2 separate regions of the Mus musculus genome follow, and region 1 is linked to region 2. The links are chromatin loops, found by intact Hi-C in ENCODE. Cell type or tissue: gastrocnemius. All regions are shown on one strand. Each heading gives the region's core, and the rest is flanking DNA. Links, peaks and the distances in the headings are about the cores only.

Region 1 (5,382 bases), core at 263-5,262, 170 kb before region 2:
GGAGCTGATTTCAAAGACACTTGTAAGGAAACAATAAATGCCCTGGGCATTGTCCTAACTAAAAAAGAACAAGGTGATTCAAAACGCAATAAACAAGGCAGCACATAGCCTTCCAATAAAAGATACTTGACTGTTTAAAACAACCCTGGTCACTAAACAAATGCTGATACAGGCGTTCCTTCCTTGCTCTCCTGCCTCACCACAGGCTCAAAGTGACAGGACTAATCACAAATGGACTGACCCTCGGATGCTCTGGAATGGACACTAATCAGTTCTTAAAAGTTGATTAGCTTGGATATTCTGTTACAGAAATTAAAAGGTGACTAGCATTCTTCCAACACCCTGGGTCATGGTGGTATACAAGGTCATCTGGTAAAATCCATGACTCCACTCAAGAGGAATCACGGTGTTCATGGGAAATTTATGAGCTCCTATTATAGTCTATTAAAGTCTAAGTTCAAATGTTATGGGAACTAACACGTCAATTCTATTGGGGAAAAACTGCAAGCACATATATCTCACTTTATTATGTATTAAAGAATAAATAGCATAAAATAACTCATTCTTGGGGCAATTTTAGTAGGAAAACTGCTCTGTTTTGAGCATCCACATTGGGTGACTCACAATTTTTCCAGCCCCAGGCTATCCACTGTCTTCTGGTTTCTGCTATTATCTGGCACACATATACATAGAGGGCATTCACGTGTACACAAAATAATTTAGAAAAACAAAGCTTAAAAAAAATCCACTAAGTGTTTGAGGAGAAGAATTTTTATTCTGTAGAGGCTTGTGGTAGACTCACACAAGCCTCTATTTTCCCCTTTTCCTTGAGGAGGACGTAGACCTTCTTTTGCCTAACACAATACCTGGAATGTATTTGAAATTCTTGGATGAAAGTCTTCCTTGCTTTTACACATGTTGGTTAAAACATCCTCTGCATTTGGAGGTGTGAAGTTGACGGTCTTACCTATTTCTGAACACAGCAATCTCTACAAAGGGGTGTGATGGAGGTTTGGAAAGTCCTACTTACTTAAGTCTTCTGTGAATGCCACAGTGCCCAGGATTCTAAACCTCAGAGTGGCTGTGAGGAGTAGCTGGTTTCCAGTGCTTTTTACTCCCAAAAAGGTAGAGAAATTGCACGAAGGTGTAGAAGAAAATAGTCCATGACAGAATCCACATTCCCAAGCTGGATTCCTCAGCCCACATGTGGCTCTTTTAGGAATGTTCCCTGAACAACTTTGATAAAAGTTTGACTGCTTAGAGCAATATATTTTTAATGTGTGGAAACAAGGGGCATTTTAAAGTCACAAAATCAGGCATTCTTAGTGCTTAGGAACTCTGAGATAACCTTGTCAAACTTGCTAATTTTCTGTGAGACCAACGTAGCTTAGGTTGTGTTGTTCATTGCCACCTGTAAATTATCATCAAGCTGAATATAATGCTGTCTGTCTTGGCATTGAGTTTAGGAAAATTCTTACCTGCAAATGTACTTCAGAAGGTTGTAGTTAACCACAGGCAAACTCTTCACTTGTTTCATTAGCTCCTTAACACCCTGAGCACAAACAAGAAGAGACAAACACATGTTATGTTTCGTGTGTTAGTCTTGGAATTAGAGTGAGTCAGAAATAGCCACATGGGCTCTGCTGCTGCTGCAGTTATTTTAATATACTGTACAGTATATTACTTAATATATTGAATCAGTGAACGATCCTGCCCTGCAAATGTTCTACTATCACAACCAGCAGTTTGGACACATTTCCAAAGATGCACCGATACTTTAAGTAGTTCTATAAGTCCAGTCACATATCCCATGATGACATTTCAGTGAAAGACAGTGGCCCAATAGACCATATCATTCAGAGATGCCATGTGGTCACTGTACAATAAACCGGCTGCCTAGAGACACAGTCCTCAGAGCTCTTGTGCAATCTGAAGCTACTATTTTGGAAGCAGTTTTTAAAGTGAAGCTATTTGAACTTTAAAAACTTGGTTTTCGGTTGACTTGAAAACAGACAATAGCTTCATTTGCAATTAAGTTATCTTCAAAAAAACAAACAAACAAAAACAAAAAACCAACACCCCCCCCAAAAAAAAACCAGCATTGATGTAGTGACCATCCTTCACAATTGAACATGCTCAGATCTAGAGAGATATATGCCTGCTGGCAAATACCTCTGCACTGACTTGTCTACATTAGATCATTCAGGAAGAGAAAAATTGGGAGGGCTGATTCGAGAAATTTCACAAAGAATAATTTCTTTGGTTTTGATGATTGTAAAGTGTACTCTAACATATAAAGGACATGGAAAAGTCAGTTGATAAAGGGGTCTGACTTATCCTTCCTTTACATGGTAAGGTATATTTTAGGTTTCACTAGAGAGATGGTCTATGTCACAGCTACACAAGTATTCTCTTGTAGTACAAAGGAGGTTACACTTTGAAAGCACACACTTTCCAACAAACATGGCGGAGATGATTGGATGTCTGTGTGCAGAAGGATGAGGTGGCCCTTCCTCGTGTCATAGGCAAGAACGGACTCCTAACAGCTTGCAGATCTCAACCTGAGCACTGAAGCAAAGCCTTGGGACTAAATGTAGAGCAAATCTGTATGCTCTTCCGGAAACAGACGCTTCTGCAATGGCAGAGGAAGGAAAACGGGTCAGTGAGATTCCACTGAAACGCTACAACAATTGCGGAAGCAATTTTTTTCTTTTTTGATAAAATAGGCATCTGGAAAGTGAAGAGGTAACATATGGAATGGAAGAAACCATTTGCAAATGATTTGTGCCTAAACTGTACTTACAACTCACTAATAATAATAAGACAATTATAGTTGCCTTCCAGACCTGAAGATTCAACCAGCTATAGATTAAAACTACTACAAAAAGCTAGCTACTTCTGTATTGAACATTTCCTAACAGCCCTCAAATTACTATTTGTAAGCCCCTGTGTTGTACTAGTTTCTCTAGAGCTGACCTAAAATATACATTATACATGGGTTATGCAAGTAACACAAAATTTTATGTAAAAGATACAAAACCCACAGGCTTAGCTCTCCTCAGGGACCCCTGGAACCAAGGCCTTTAGGGATTAGGATGTCTGGAATGCAAGTAAAATGTAGTGTGATGTGACTAGATAGTTCTCCAGAGAAAACACAAAAATCATGAAGCAGCAGATAAGAAGATAGTCAGGTGGCCTCTCCTGTGGGAGAGCCTGTGGTACATGAATGTGGTATGTGAAGCTGGGAACAGCACTATCTGCTGGTAAGATTTGAACATCACGTGGGCTCCTAATACAGAGGTTAGTAGCCCAGCCATTCTACCTACCAGATAAGTAAACAAGATCCCTGTAAAATATGTCTAGGCAAACTCGGTGGGTACATGGATATTCATAGGAGCATCATTCGACAGCCAGATAACGGAAGTAAATGATTCTCCCTTGCCTGGTGGATGGATGAAGATGGAATATAATTTGGAATTATAGGAAACAAAATACTGATATATGCTGTGCATAAATGAACTAAGGAGCAGATAGAAGATGGAATCACAAAACAAAGACTACACTGAACACTGAAATGGAAGTGTCTAGAATGGGTAAGTCTATGAGGTAAGAAAATAGATCAGAAGTTTTAAGTGCCAGGAGGAGAAATGGAAGATAATAAGGATGAGGTTTGTTACAGGATAATAAAGATGTAAGTACTCTAATCTTAGATTTTGGTCATTGCTTGCACAACTCAGAGAATATACTCAAAGATACTGCAATATGTACTTTTAACAGTTATATCTCAATTTCTCAAAAAAAAAAAAAGTGTTTTAGCAAAACAAGCAGAGGTACCAGTTGGTACACAGGCCATCTTTTGTGTCATTTATGGGAAGATGGGGTACCTAGGAAACAGGCATCAGCCCTTCCTGGATTAGAAGGCCTGAGACAACAGTGCCATCAGCCATTGGGGAATGGAGAGTGTATTCGTTCAACTCTATCTTCATCTTTAATTGGAAAGAGTCAAATTCAGGAGTGTGGCTGTACATGAAGATCCGATGCGATGTCAACACATAGCACAAGTTAAAACAATTTGAGGATGGGGAAGGGAAGCTTTCAAACTGCAGACAATAAGCCACACCCACAGCCCCAGTCACGTGTTTCCGCAGGCGCGGTATCGACTTACTGCTTCTTCCTCCTTACTGAGCAGCGTGGCGCAGGACAAAAAGTCTTCATACTTTGCATAAGGAACGACGGGCTCTGGAAGTTCTCGGAGATACAATTTCAGCAGGGATGCCACAGTGTGGACGTCGGTGTTGCTGCAGGGACAGAAGTTCGGAGACATTCTTTGGGCATGAGTTTTCATGATGCTATTTATCTTTTCACCATATGTCTACCTAAGAGAATTGCGACAAAGCTGGCAATTGAGTCAGCTGATCGAGTTTTCAGGAAGCACACACTTCTAAGATGCCCAGTAGATGCTACCACAGGACTCAGGAGAGGGACACGGAAGGACGCCAAGCCTTCAGTTTGGCTTGAAAACATTTAAAAGGTCAGGCATTTTTCTAACTTGTGTCGCTGACAAGAAAAAAAAAATGCACCAGTTATGGAAAACAGTAAGAATACATCAGATTGTGAATCCTTACTGCCTGTCTACTCCTATTGTGTTTTATATCAAAGACTTTGGGGCTTAAGAAAGAGGCTTTATTCTAGCCTTCTCGTCATATGCAGATACACAGCAGATACTGCAACCAGAGTGGCCATGATAATAAAAATTGATGACAAACACAGGTAGGTAAGGATGCTGGGAGAGGACCCACTTACTCACTGCTAGCGGGAGTGCAAACTGGTACAGACACTACAGAAATCAGTGTGGAGGATCTTAACAGAACTAGAAAGAGGTTTACCATGTGATCCAGCGATACCGCACTAGGGGATATACCCAGAGGACTCTATATCACACTACAGAGAGAGTTGCTCAGCCAAGTTCTTGCTGTTCTACTCACAATACCCAGGGAATGGAAACAGCCTAGATGTTCAGCTTAGGAATAGATGAGGAAGATGAGCTATATTTACACAATTGGATAGTTTTCCGCTGTTAAGAAACATGCAGTTATGAAGGACGCAAGTAAATAGGTGGAGCTGGAAGCATTGAGAACGTTTGAACAGTAGATGGCGCAAGCACAAAGTAAGATGCAGGAGATGGCCTGTAAATGATTAGAAGCTGCAGGATGGTTCTACTAGCAGATTGTACAGTTCCTGAGTTGTGAACACCCCAGGGAGTAGACATATTTGAGCTGCGAGTAAGGAGGCTGGAGTGGAGCGGGACCAATATTTGATGCCTTCTTTGAGTGAGACTACAGATAACCATCTGGTATGATGACACATATGCACGGCACTTGT
Region 2 (5,382 bases), core at 153-5,152:
ACCAGCCTTAGGTCTGTAGACACAGAAATTGCGCTTAAGTGCAGGTCTGATCACATTCCTCTATGCAGACACCTGTCAGAGTCACCTCAGCATGGATTTCAAACTCCTTTGTACTCTGCAGGAAGTCTTTTCCAGCTCGGTCTCTTACCTCTGGGATCTCCTTCCTATTGCTGTAACTAAGTGCCAGAAACGATGAGGTTAAGAGAGGAAAGGACTCCTTTGACTGTTTCAGAGGAGTTAGTCCAGGGCAGTTGGCTTTGTGGCTTCTGGCCAGGGCCATAGCAGAGGAAGTTGCTCACTTGAAGTCAGCTATGAAACAAAAGGATAGGAAGCAGGCAGGAGTATAGAGACCAATCCTTTACCATGCAGGCCTTTGAGAAACTTTGTATCCAAACCATAGCTACCTCTTTGTGTTCCAGCCAGCAATCAAGCTTCTCAAACTGAAGTGTTACCAGTTGATACTGTGTTTCCTTTTGTTTCCTTTTGCTGCAATGGTCTCCCCAAAGTTTCTTGTAAAACCCCTGCTTATGTGTGAGAACCAGGTCAAACTGCCATTTTCTCCATTTAATCTTCCCAGGCTCTTACGGGAGAAAATTATTTTCCCTGTCTCTCCTCCTAACATTTGATTATATCTTTTCCCTGTCGTCCTTATTAACTTCTTGGAGTTACTTGTGAATGGCCTCTCTGTGTGATTCTTATGCAAGGGCTCACATGATACTCAAATTCTGAGATTAAGATGAATGGTTTTTCCAGCAGCGTGGAGTCAAGGCAAGATTCCCATGGTGGTGTTCTGTGTTTACCTTCCCTGAGCCTCCAATTGTTAAATTATAGGGTCTGTTAGCTGTAAGTTAAGTTGTATAGTTTCTATGATCCTAAAGGATGTGTGTGTGTGTGTGTGTGTGTGTGTGTGTGTGTATGTGTGTGTGTGTGGTATGCTACTAATAAATAAGTAAGCAAATAAATAAATAAAAATACTTTGCATTCTCATGTCTCACCAAAGCACAGCAGTTCTTGTAACTAAAATGTTCTTCCTTCAGAGACTCCTGGAGAGGTTTGCATCATTAAAAAAAATATTACTTTATGATTATGAGCATCTTGCATGCATGTGAGTCTGTGTCCATATGCATGCATGGCGCCCACAGATTCCAGAAGAGGATGTTAGATCCCCAGAAAGTTGATTTATAGATGGTTACGTGCCACCAAGTAGATGCTAAGAATCAAACCCGGATCCTCTGGAAGAGCCGCCAGCATTGCTGAATCTTTGTGTCTGCCGGGGGTTCACCTTTTCTGACATCCTTTCCTTAATGCCTTCTCTTCCTCTGACTCTGGTCTCAGAGCACTGTGATGCTCACAGTGTGGACACTTACGAAACAAGTCTTTATCCCTCTTTGTTCCACTCTGTCTTCTTGCTTTCTGCGGAGCTGTTGTACCTTAAGGAGTCGCAGAAAGTAACAAACCCCCCCCCCCCAGTTGGATTACTTTCCTTTTTCCAGGAAGTCTGCAATGAAGCAAAGCTCCCTCACTCATAGGCTAAAACTGTAATCCAGGAGGCTCACACTCCTGTCCAGACATCTTCAGGGAAGCGTGCTCTCATGATGCAGAGATACAGCCCGTGAAGGCTCTGGGCACTTCAGCTCTTCATCTCCTGCTGAACTCCTCTATGCTGCTCCAGCTTAGTGAACACACCTTGGCTTTGTTCCTCATCTCCCCTCCAGCCTCCAGGTTCCCTTCTCCATCATTCACCCAGAGGCAGCTTCGTTCCTGGCAGAGTAAAGGGGGAAAGGGGCCACTTCTGGAGAGGAGGTGCCTTCTGGAGAATCTCGCTGTCTTCAGTAAGTCAGCAGTCTTTAGAAAGTTGAATTGATTCATCCTTTCATGTTGACAGACTTCCTTCTTAGAGCACTGATATATTCTTGGCATTTTATGTAAATGGATGTGACCTGCACATACTCATTTGCATAGGTTACTGGCCCTGTGGGTTTTTTTTTTTTTTTTTTTTTTTTTTGTGACAGAAGCAACACTATGTAAGAGTTTAAAAAAAAAAAAAAGTTAAGCATATTTTCTCCAATGCTATAAAGGCCAGTGACTGGCTCAAGAATTGGTTCCATTGACCCCTTGCTGCCCTCTAGCGGGCAGCTGGTATATCCCCTAGTAGAAGGAAAGAAGTATAGACTGCTAGGTAGAAGCTCTAATCCATTGAGTTCCAAAGATAACTGTGTTATGGGGGTCAGTAAAAACAAAAACAATTTGAAAAGCCAGTTACCATAAGTTCTCCCTCATATGTGGGAGATGAAAAGAAAGAAAACAGAGAGAAGACTGGCAGTAACTTGTCTGCGTCAAGGAGGCTGGCTGAAGCTTACAGAAGCTTACAGACTTACAGCAGTTAACTATACAAAATAGTAAAAGAAACTCCTAGGAGAGGAGTTTAAAGATTCTCTACAGAAAGAAACGATGTTCACACAATGCAAATGATAGCTGCCTCTCGAGGATTATCTCATGCTGTGCCTTCAAGGGGCCTGGGCGGAAATGTGAAACACCAGAGGTACTACTCTGGTAGGACTGATGCACGGGAGGTCTCTGCTCATGCTCTCAAAAAAAAAATGTTACCTATTGAAGGTTAAAACTAAGTAAAAGGTAGTAATGAGAAGGCTTGCTTAGTAAGACCATCTCTAGAGAACCTGTCACTACACAGGATGAATGATGCTCTAAAAATAAGCCAGGAGGCAGGACATTGCTCTTTTCAAAGGTAGTTTAGCCGACAGGCACTGGAACACTCATCAGCCGGCACATAAAGATTGTGCGTAAGGGTCACAGGTTGCTCTGTGGAAGTGCTGGCTTCCAAACAGGACTCAGAAACAGGCACCAGTTCAAAGGCTCGGGTGCTGCTCTGGTGTTACATGAAGTATTTAAAGATCAGGGAGGCTTAGGAGACTTCGGTGTGCCTCGCTATCTGAGAACCTTAAGTACATTGGTATAATTCCCTCCTTAATAAGTGTAGTCATCTGTCTTAGTCAGGGTTTCTATTCCTGCACAAACATCATGACCAAGAAGCAAGTTGGGGAGGAAAGGGTTTATTCGGCTTACATTTCCATACTGCTGTTGATCACCAAAGGATGCAGGACTGGAACTCAAGCAGGTCAGAAAGCAGGAGCTGATGCAGAGGCCATGGAGGGATGTTCTTTACTGGCTTGCCTCATCTGGCTTGCTCAGCTTGCTCTCTTATAGAACCCAAGACTACCAGCCCAGAGATGGTTCCACCCACAAGGGGCCTTTCCCCCTTGGTCACTAATTGAGAAAATGCCTTACAGTTGGATCTCATGGAGGCATTTCCTCAACTGAAGCTCCTTTCTCTGTGGTAACTCCAGCTGTGTCAAGTTGACACAAAACTAGCCAGTACAATTGACCCCTTGTCAACTTGACACACAAACACATCACTAGTAAGCCTCAACCCTTACAATCTTATTCATCCCCAAGATCTAAATAACTTTAAAAGTCCCACAGTCTTTACATATTCTTAAAATTTCAAACTCTTTAAAATGTCCATCTCTTTTAAAATCCAAAGTCTTTTTACAATTAAAAGTCTCTTAACTGTGGGCTCCACTAAAACAGTTTCTTCCTTCAAGAGGGAAAATATCAGGGCACAGTCACAATCAAAAGCAAAAGTCAATCTCTAACCGTCCAATGTCTGGGATCCAACTCACGATCTTCTGGGCTCCTCCAAGGGCTTGGGTCACTTCTCCAGCCAGGCCCTTTGTAGCACACAGGTCATCCTCTAGGCTCCAGATGCCTGTACTCCACTGCTGCTGCTGCTCTTGGTGGTCATCTCATAGTACTGGCATCTCCAAAACACTGCATGACCCCTTGAGTCCTGGGCCTTCAATTGCAACTGAGGCTGCACCTTCACCAATGGCCTTCCATGGCCTCTCACAGTGCCAAGCCTCAGCTGCTTTGTGTGACCCCTTCATGCCTTCAAAACCAGTACCACCTGGGTGACCCTTACATATTACCAAGTCCCGCTGCAGCAGGAGTACAACCTTGGCCATCTCTGGAACACAGCCTCTTTGTGCTTTCAGAAAACACTTCCCAGAAGATGTCACCTCAATGATGCTGGTCTCTTCTTAATCACCGCTAATTTCTTAGCTCCAGCTAACCAGCATCAATAGTCCCAGTAATGCAAAGTTTTTGCTTTGGTAGTTCTGGTATCTTGTTAATCACAGCTGATTCTTCAGCCCCAACTAACCAGAACTACAGAATCTTCACAATCAAAACAGCAATGGCCCTGAAAAGAGTCTTTAATTTTCCCTCTGAAATTTCACAAACCAGAGCTCCATCTTCTGCAGTGTTCTCAACATTATCTTCCAAGCTCCTACACGACATCCGACAGAGCTCTTAACAACGGATGGATCTTCAAGCCCAAAGTTCCAAAGTCCTTCCACAGTCCTCCCCAAAACATGGTCAAATTGTCACAGGAATACCCCACTCTGCTGGTACCAATTTGTCTTAGTCAGGGTTTCTATTCCTGCACAAACATCATGACCAAGAAGCAAGTTGGGGAGGAAAGGGTTTATTCGGCTTACATTTCCATACTGCTGTTGATCACCAAAGGATGCAGGACTGGAACTCAAGCAGGTCAGAAAGCAGGAGCTGATGCAGAGGCCATGGAGGGATGTTCTTTACTGGCTTGCCTCATCTGGCTTGCTCAGCTTGCTCTCTTATAGAACCCAAGACTACCAGCCCAGAGATGGTTCCACCCACAAGGGGCCTTTCCCCCTTGGTCACTAATTGAGAAAATGCCTTACAGTTGGATCTCATGGAGGCATTTCCTCAACTGAAGCTCCTTTCTCTGTGGTAACTCCAGCTGTGTCAAGTTGACACAAAACTAGCCAGTACAATTGACCCCTTGTCAACTTGACACACAAACACATCACTAGTAAGCCTCAACCCTTACAATCTTATTCATCCCCAAGATCTAAATAACTTTAAAAGTCCCACAGTCTTTACATATTCTTAAAATTTCAAACTCTTTAAAATGTCCATCTCTTTTAAAATCCAAAGTCTTTTTACAATTAAAAGTCTCTTAACTGTGGGCTCCACTAAAACAGTTTCTTCCTTCAAGAGGGAAAATATCAGGGCACAGTCACAATCAAAAGCAAAAGTCAATCTCTAACCGTCCAATGTCTGGGATCCAACTCACGATCTTCTGGGCTCCTCCAAGGGCTTGGGTCACTTCTCCAGCCAGGCCCTTTGTAGCACACAGGTCATCCTCTAGGCTCCAGATGCCTGTACTCCACTGCTGCTGCTGCTCTTGGTGGTCATCTCATAGTACTGGCATCTCCAAAACACTGCATGACCCCTTCAGTCCTGGGCCTTCAATTGCAACTG

Evidence for each region. A loop is a pair of places that touch in the nucleus more often than their neighbours do. Peaks named below come from ENCODE experiments on the same cell type or tissue, not always from the same donor. Only the 100,000 strongest peaks of a DNase experiment are listed, where the experiment ranks them.
Region 1: a loop joins it to region 2, with 10 times the contacts of the local background. A loop is called at or near these places in 21 of 42 quality-filtered maps.

What each region holds. Positions count from the first base shown.
Region 1 is chr5:102,874,611-102,879,992 of GRCm38, reverse strand. It overlaps Arhgap24 (Rho GTPase activating protein 24), which reads right to left. Exons shown (of 10, transcript NM_029270.2): 6 at 4,166-4,298; 7 at 1,479-1,552. Among named protein-coding and RNA genes, the nearest start is that of Gm30396, 250 kb to the right of the region's middle. In gastrocnemius, for the core only: a CTCF peak has its summit at 5,150 (motif pointing right); a DNase peak (open chromatin) is centred at 5,170.
Region 2 is chr5:102,700,238-102,705,619 of GRCm38, reverse strand. All of the region lies in intron 3 of Arhgap24 (Rho GTPase activating protein 24), which reads right to left. Among named protein-coding and RNA genes, the nearest start is that of Gm30396, 72 kb to the right of the region's middle. In gastrocnemius, for the core only: a CTCF peak has its summit at 2,132 (motif pointing left); a DNase peak (open chromatin) is centred at 2,121; H3K27ac peaks cover 582 bases.